Linked DNA regions of Homo sapiens: region 2 is linked to region 1. A link is an interaction called in ENCODE POLR2A ChIA-PET data of the cell type or tissue named here. Cell type or tissue: OCI-LY7. All regions are shown on one strand. Each heading gives the region's core, and the rest is flanking DNA. Links, peaks and the distances in the headings are about the cores only. Region 1 has its middle 410 kb from the start of LINC00561. Region 2 overlaps SLAIN1 (SLAIN motif family member 1).

Region 1 (4,413 bases), core at 122-4,121:
ACGAAAATGAAGACGAGGGCCTCCAGTCTTTCAAATTCTTTGATGCACCACTTCAAATTCATGATGCCATAGTGGAAAAAAAATCTTAAAATAACTGAGTAGTCAGACACACACAGGGAGACTGTAGCAAGCTATTATTGGAGAAATTCAGAGAAGAGAAAACCTATTACCTTCATATAAGAAAACATTAATCATTATCATCTGGTGAAGCATACAGATATGAAAACAGGTGACAACAATACAGTTTAATAATAGCATACTAGACTGGATGCTCTATGAAAATAATAAAAGGGAAACAGGAGGCAAATATTTGAAAGTTCAGTTTTCAAGAAAGCAAGCATAAAAGTTTTTTTTAAATGAGGGCACAAAAAGAAGGATGCATATAAACTACTGCTACTCAAAAATGTTTTAGCTCAGAAATCCTTCATATTCTTAAAAATTACTGAGAACTCCAAAGAGTTTTTGTTTTTGTGCATTATGATATTGATATTTAACATACAGAAATTAAAAATAAAAACTTTACATGCTTATTAATTTATTGTAAAATAAAATAAGCTATTATATATCCACATAAATAACATTTAATGAGCATAATTATATTTTAAAAATAAAATTTAGCATAGAGAGAGGCATTATTTTTCATTTAAAAAATGTCTACATGTCTGGCTTAAGAGAAGGTCATTGCATTCTCATATCTATCTCTGCATTCAATTTCTCATTTCAAAGTATTTGAAGAAAATGTGTTTTTTCAGATATGTAGATGGAAAAAGAAGGAATATTTTAATAACTTTTTCAGATAATTATAATTTATTTTTCTTGATACTACAACAAAACTTGACAAGTGGTAGCCTCTTAAAGGCTAATTGAAATACGGAATCTGAAATGATGTCAATGAACTTTACATACTCTGATACATTAAATTTAATTGATCACTCTTGCACTTGGAATAAATCTTTTATTCTGGCATGATTTTGCAATGTTATGCATTTGATCATTTGGAATAAGTTAGTTTATAGTTTTCATTTTACAATATGAAATAATCATATTTGTTATTATTACTACCAATCTCATCAGAAGAGTCAAGTACTGGGAAGCATTCCAGTTCATGGTGGCAAGATAAAAGTTTTTTTCCTGAAGCTATTTTTTTTCCTGAAACCTCACATTTTATTATTGGCAACAAATTATGTGAGTTGTTTTATTCAAGTAACATGTTCATTTTAAAAAATTATAAATAGGTATGGCAGATAAACCAAGACAATAGCTTTTCAGTTGCTCTTAAATGCAAAAAAACTTTTTTGAAACTAGTCAGTTCAACTCACAACTTAAACAAATGCACGAATGATTTTCCCAAAGCTCATCATTCTTGACTATGCAACAGAATCACTTTGCACATACTTTTCATTTTATCACATGGATTGTTAAAAATGTGTGTATACCAACATAGAGAAACCCCGTCTCTACTAAAAATACAAAATTAGCCAGGCGTGGTGGTGCATGCCTGTAATCCCAGCTACTTGGGAGGCTGAGGCAGGAGAATCACTTGAACTCAGGAGGTGGAGGTTGCGGTGAGCCAAGATCATGCCATTGCACTCCAGCCTGGGCAACAAGAGCTAAACCCCGTCTCAAAAAAAAAAAAAAAAAATAGTGTGTATATAAGTGTTGAGATCTAATTAAATCAATGATATTTACTATCTCATCAAGGACATTCTTAACTGAAATCCAGTTTCACTTCCTTCTTTTACTGTGAGTGCAGATGGTGAGGGATACAACAGCTAGCATTGGGTACAGCCTTGATTACTACTAAGGTATTGGAAGTTTTACCCAGCATTGATTTGTTCCATTAGCACAAATGTTTACACAGTACAAAAGGCAAATATCTTAGTATCATTATGAAAATAGATATGACTTCTTGGACCCTGTAAAAAGGTCTCTCAAAGACCTCATGTTGAAAACTAGGGATGAAAAAGATAAAATCATAGTGTAGAGTCTTAAATTTGTTTCTTTATGTATTTTCTTTCTTTCCTCAGAATGCAAACTCCAGAAAAGCAGTCGCTGTTTCTATATTGTTTTTCTTGTATCTTAGCACTTAATACTAGAGGCAGATTAATTGAATATGTAGCTATCTATAATATCTATAGTGTTTATATATGTTAAGTGTTTATATATAAGTTAATGTATTTGTAAGGTTTCATGTTTTATGTATTCGGTCAATAATAGTTAAAACCTATTTTGATAAAACATGTTAGAAGGAAGAATATATTTTTCTACATAAAGTTATAAAATTACTGCCATTTGCTATTTAAGATACAATTAAAGGATCTGCAGCCGAAATACACAGGAAAAAATGTTTTAGGAATGTGTTATGCAATTATTTAATGAAAATGTTGTTTTATTCTGATTTGTTTTCAAATTTGTATTTTTATTCTCTTATTCTAAACAAGTATTTTTTGTACCTAATTTTGTATTCTTGTTGTTAAACAACCTCCCCTCTCAGTTGTATAAGCTTCAAGACTTCAAAACCTAGATCTACTTCTGCATAAAGTAATATCTCACAAACAGTAAGTACTGTTCACTAAGTACTGATTGATTGAGTTAATGGATCTATTCAAGTCTTGTAGTAAAACCTAAATGCCTAATCGAGCTTTACAAATTTTTATTTGGACCAAGCAGTCCAAATAAGGGACAAATTATATAATGATGATGGATAACAAACAAAACCACTTTATATATTTCAAGAAGAATAATCTTTATACTAAAAAGAATAAATATTGAAAAGGGACAACTGTCATCCAAGATAGGAATAGGAGATAAACTGTAAAGAACACAGAGTTGATCAACACTTGCTGTAGTTTCAATCATGCACCCCCACCCCACCCTCCACAAGGTCTGAAAGCCCTAACCTGCAATTGGCAACAGCTCTTGATATTTACGGACCAAATTCCCTCACTGGGAATCACCACTGATAAAATTTGCACTGTTCAGCTTTACCAAACCAAAGCCCATATGTATTCCACTAAAACAAAGTATTTACCTCTGGGCATTGTATATTAGGAAACAAAGTGAAAAAAAATTAGTAGAAATGATTGACAAGGAGAGCCAAGAAATTATCTCATATGAAAAAAGAATAGAGTACTTGGGTTTTAAGGAAAACATACATAAAAGATATGGGAAAAGGCATTAATCAAGGATTAGTGAAATTCACATTAAACCATAGCAATAAATTCTGGAAGATCAAGGCCCCAAGTGAGATATGACTTACTCCCACCCTCAATACACCATGAAACATGTGATAGCCATTTTCATATACTGAATATGAATATCAAGAGAGAGATAGATCCTATTTATCTAGTCAAAGAAAAGACTCTAGTGGCAAATGAGGGACTAATTCACGGATTTAAAGGCATGCAGTGTAGAAGAATTAGATTTATGTAACCCAGAGGTTAGATTTTGAGCTATGGTAAAGAAGCCACAGAAAGACACAAGAAAAGGCATTTTTTAATTTCTCACTCTTTGTATTTGATTCTCTAATTTCAAAGTTAACTTTAAAAAATACATAAAAAATTTCAAGCATCCTAAATTACACAAAATTTGATATTTTTGTATTTATCCTGTCTTTTCTTATAAACATTTAATTTTCATTTTTAAAAAAAGTGCTTATAAACCTACACTAGGTATGTTATATGGTGGGAGAGTTTCAATGACTATATGGAAGGTTGGGCCAGGTTATGTTGATAATCCTTACCAAACCTTACATTCTAGGGTTCTTTTTAATAAATTATAGTTTTTATTTCCTGCATTGGTAAATACTACTATGAAAGTTTTCAGACAAATGACCAATTAAAAAGAGGTCCAATTTTAATAGCCTTAGTTATTAAAATTTTTATCCTGTTTATACACATATGCCTACATTCACTTGCACAAACACACACATATACACACACTCTCATATATTTAATCAAAAGTTATTATAGCAGCTGATATTAAGGGCCAGTATTCTAGGAAGGTAAACTAGTGGAACTTTTCAATTGAGTTTCTATGTAGTGTCTCTGAGAAGTGAGAATGTTACAGATTTAGGAGAAGCCTCTGTTACATGAGATGAAAATATTTTGGCATTACCGCTTCCTGTGTTTGACAATTCTTAAAGTCTGTTATCTAAGTGAATAGATTCAAGCTTCCTATGAGGTGATTTTGTCCTAAAAGATATTCTCAGGGAGGTTACAAGATGGCCGAATAGGAAGAGCTCCAGTCTACAGCTCCCAGCGTGAGCGACACAGAAGACAGATGATTTCTGCATCTACAACTGAGGTACCAGGTTCATCTCACTGGGGCTTGTCGGACAGTGGGTGCAGCCCACGGAGCAGGGTGGTGCATCACCTCAACTGGGAAGTGCAAGGGGTCAGGGGATTCCCTTTC
Region 2 (4,413 bases), core at 341-4,340, 1.4 Mb after region 1:
CAGTGCTGCTCTTTTCCCCAGTGTTTTCGGAGGGATGACGGGGGATGGTAGGGGTTGGCCTCTGTCTGCGACTGTTACTGTTCTTTCGTTTTAAACGAACGCTGGACAGGATTTGCGTGCTCTTCCTCCTCGGGTGGCATCGGAAGCCGCGCAGTGATGGATCTCTCTTTATAGAGAGGTTCGTTCTTGCTGTTTGAATTTTGCAGTCGTGTGCCCTTTTGCGTTGCATTTTCATTGAAATCTTATTTTCAGAGACTGACTTGCTTTTTAAAATGGGGTGACCTCACTGGCTTTCCCATAAATAGTGCCAATAAAGAGGACTTTTCTTGGAGTGGAATGAACAGGTGGGAGGGACTTTTTTATTTATTTATTTATTTTTTTACCTAGGAACCAACGAACTGTCTTTAATTTTTTAAATTAAACTGTAGAAGAAAAGTGAGATTAGAGAAGCCTTATTTTCTTATTTCTTGGAAACTTTTTAGCTTGGTTATCAGAAAACTTGAGGCTGACAGCATTTATTCAGTTGACATCTGGTTAGCACTGTCTACTTTCCATGAATGAGTAACTTTAGGGGGAGGCTTGCTGTAGTCCTTCTTTACTTTAGGTCCTTTTTATGTAGGACCCTTTCTGTTTTTCCAAGCTGTGTTTTCATTACTTTCTTTGTGTCTCTGTTGCATGATTGCATGGAAGGGATTGGGAAATGGAGATCCTTACTGGTTTCCTATTGGGAACTGCAGTGTTCCTTTTCCCTTACACTCTGTCATGTGAGAGCTCTAACTGTAAAGTACATTAGTTAATTGGTTTCATTCAAGAATCAAAATATATGGAGTTACAGTAAGCCTTTCAGAGGTGTATTCATCATCCACCTTAATACTTTTTGGCAGCTGTGCAGGTAGCTCAAGGTGTAAAAAAATCAAACAACTCATCACTTTTGGGAACTTTAAGCCATTTTTTCAAAGCTGCACCCTTATTTCTGTAAAGTAATCTCAGTTTCAGTCTGAATGTGGTACTAGAAAATGCTCTCATGATGGTCCTTAGATTTCACTAATAACTCTCAGCCCTTATGCCACTTTCAAATTATTTTAGGTTGATTTAGTCCCTACTTAGCCTTTTCTGATGGTATGTATGTAAACAGTGGAAGGAAACTTGTTTACATTTTTGATGGGGAGATATATGGGATCAGTTTTATGCTTAAAATATTTGCATTTTAAAATTTATTGTGATATTGTTTGTAAATATGAGATTAGTAATCTATTAATAACTTTCCTTCTTTTGAATGGATTTCTGTCATATTTAGTTAGCATCCTATTACTAGCATTTTGGTACCTAGGCTTTCTTTTTATAGTTTAATTTTGTCCAAATAGCATTGAAATAATCAACTTTAACAGAAATCACCCACTTAGTGGTATTAGTATATTAGCTCTTCAGATGGTTTGAAGCAAATCAAAGTTGAAGCAGGTTCTATTTCATTCAACAAGTACACAGGTGAATAAATCAAAGCCTTGATGCTTTACAAATGTTTCTAGAGACAAATGGCAGAGAATCTTCCTGAAAACAAGCCTGAGATTAGAATTCCAGGTGGAAAAACAAGGAGGGTTCATTAATCTTAGTGGGATGGTCTTAAAAATTTTAAAGTTACCTGATTTACATAATTTTATTATTACATTTTATGCATCAAGATTTTGTTTGCATTGCAAATCTTTTTGATGAAGAAAATATCAACAGGGTTTAATTTTTAAAGTTTAACCCACTTGTTAATGCTTGCAAAGCACTCTGTTCCTTTATCACTGCAGACTATAGTGTCCCAGTAGTGTGGTCTCAGAAATAAGAGTGCTGTTCATTTGGTTCCCTGATATGTTTGCAGGATGGCAACTTATTTTTATTTCCTGTGTTTATTAAGAAACAACTGGAGTGGGTATATAGTACCTTATTTTAAAAATATTTAAAACTACAAGTTTTACATGCTCATTGTAAAAAAACTAAAACATAGATGTAGGTATAAGGTCACAAAAATTATCTTCCTTGTCCCCAATTTATTACCGTGACTCAGAATTCACCCTGTTAATACTCTGCAGCTCCTTCAAGATAAAAAAATATAATTACAACAATCAATATACAAACATATACACATCAGTTTTTTTTAACACTTGCCTTTCATTGAACATACATTGGACATTTGTGTATTCATGTGACATCACATCTCCCAGTAACAAAGGCATCATTATTAGAGTAACAATATTAAGGAACAAGTTACTGTTAACTGTATCACCTACAGTTTTTCATGCATTTTTTATTGTGATTTCATCCTAATGGGTTGAACAAAATGTGTTTGCTTATTTATTTAGAATAGCACTTCCTGCTAAAAATGTCATAAGTTCAGGAAAGTTTACAAATGTAGATTAATCACTGGATATTTTAGCTATTCTTTTATGTAAGTATATCTTTTCTAATAAAACCTTAGAATACATTATTTTCCTTTTATTAACAACTTGGACAATATTTGGGTTAAGAGTTATGTGTGTAAGGAAAATCATGACTAACAGAACCAATATTTTCTTTATGATAGTTCATTAGTTAATGATTAACCAGGTCTTTGAGATCATTTTTCTGAATAATTATTTAACCTATAAGTAGTATCTTAAAAAAAACAGCTTTAAAGAGAATGGAGTGTTATGCTCTCCCTTTTGACAAAAAAGCTTTGATGAAACAATTTTCTTATTTCTTTGAATATTTATCTTAATTGAATTTTAAGTCTTGAATGTTGCCTTAATACTACCTGATTATCTTAGCACAGTATTGCTGGAATTAAGTGTCTCAGAAAGTTAAAGTTGATGGCAATTCCAGAACCTGAATTCTTTCTTTCTTTCTTTCTTTCTTTACTTATTTATTTATTTTTTATTATTATACTTTAAGTTTTAGGGTACATGTGCACATTGTGCAGGTTAGTTACATATGTATACATGTGCCATGCTGGTGCGCTGCACCCACTAACTCATCATCTAGCATTAGGTATATCTCCCAATGCTATCCCTCCCCCCTCCCCCCACCCCACTACAGTCCCCAGAATGTGATATTCCCCTTCCTGTGTCCATGTGATCTCATTGTTCAATTCCCACCTATGAGTGAGAATATGCGGTGTTTGGTTTTTTGTTCTTGCGATAGTTTACTGAGAATGATGATTTCCAATTTCATCCATGTCCCTACAAAGGACATGAACTCATCATTTTTTATGGCTGCATAGTATTCCATGGTGTATATGTGCCACATTTTCTTAATCCAGTCTATCATTGTTGGACATTTGGGTTGGTTCCAAGTCTTTGCTATCGTGAACCTGAATTCTTAAGTCATCTTATAGCCCTATAGTAAAACTCTCATCCTGCTATACTGATTCCTCAGTTATCTTACTAATTTGATAGGCTTAGCTCTCCAGAAGGCCATTGGCTAGAAAGGAAAAGGGAAAAGTCTGAGTATCAGGAGCAAATAAAAAGCTCAAAGGGACTAAAATATCCATGCATACATGGGACACAGTGTGATTGGATGCTTTTTCTATCTTTATGGAAGAAATGTTTTTAAGATTTATATTTGTCCTAATGTCACCAGGCTCTGCAGCACCAGAGTACAAACAGAGTAATTCAGATTGGTCTGAAGTGGCAATGGGAGCCATTAGCTAACTGCATACTAGACCTTCCTATGACCTGTTTCAGCCCTCTTATTTCAGTGTTGAGGGACGGGAGCTCTGAGGCAAAATGGCTTATGTAAGCTCTTCTAGTTACTGATAGAGTTCAGACTAAAAATCAGATTATTTGTCCAGATTCAGAAGTGTTTACATCACTGATATTTTTTTTTCCCCAGAGCTAGCTGTGTAACTCATTAGTAAGTTTATAAAGTCAATTTAGTGGATTGACCAGCATTTTAAAAAAGTGAAGTGCAGTAGAATAGAAAATCAGAGTTTATCACATCTTATAATACAATGCTTGCTTTGATTAAATATGTTTTAGTTTTATAGATGTGGAAATATTAAACGTATTTTTGCATTATGATCAAAGTTAACAAAACTCTATACTGTTTGAAAGCAAAACGGAGAAAGCAGGTGGAAAAGCACTGAAGATAGTATAGTACTCTGAAGGGAAGTTAGGTCTTGCACACCTCAACCAGGAAGATGGTTCTATATGAGAAAATGCCACGATAAAAATAAGTCAGCCAATATAAAATGCAGCCATATAAGGAGGCTTTATTTTAGTAGAATGACAATTAACAGAACATTGAGACTATATAAACAGGATGTGGCAAGGATTTTTAACTTTCCCAACTGGGAAAGACAATGGAAAAGTTGTTAATTATACAAGGAAAAATGGTGACTTGTACAAATTAAGAAAAATTTAATGAATGAGATATTCATCTTCCACATGTAAT

Evidence for each region. ChIA-PET counts read pairs that join two places held together with the same protein. Peaks named below come from ENCODE experiments on the same cell type or tissue, not always from the same donor. Only the 100,000 strongest peaks of a DNase experiment are listed, where the experiment ranks them.
Region 2: POLR2A ChIA-PET joins it to region 1 with 5 read pairs; 1 of 35 experiments calls an interaction of 5 or more read pairs at or near these places.

What each region holds. Positions count from the first base shown.
Region 1 is chr13:76,338,105-76,342,517 of GRCh38, forward strand. No RefSeq gene overlaps it. Among named protein-coding and RNA genes, the nearest start is that of LINC00561, 410 kb to the left of the region's middle. In OCI-LY7, for the core only: no CTCF peak of the experiment used is centred there; a DNase peak (open chromatin) is centred at 1,747; H3K4me3 peaks cover 254 bases; H3K27ac peaks cover 1,133 bases.
Region 2 is chr13:77,698,880-77,703,292 of GRCh38, forward strand. All of the region lies in intron 1 of SLAIN1 (SLAIN motif family member 1), which reads left to right. Among named protein-coding and RNA genes, the nearest start is that of MIR3665, 3.0 kb to the left of the region's middle. In OCI-LY7, for the core only: no CTCF peak of the experiment used is centred there; no DNase peak of the experiment used is centred there; H3K4me3 peaks cover 869 bases.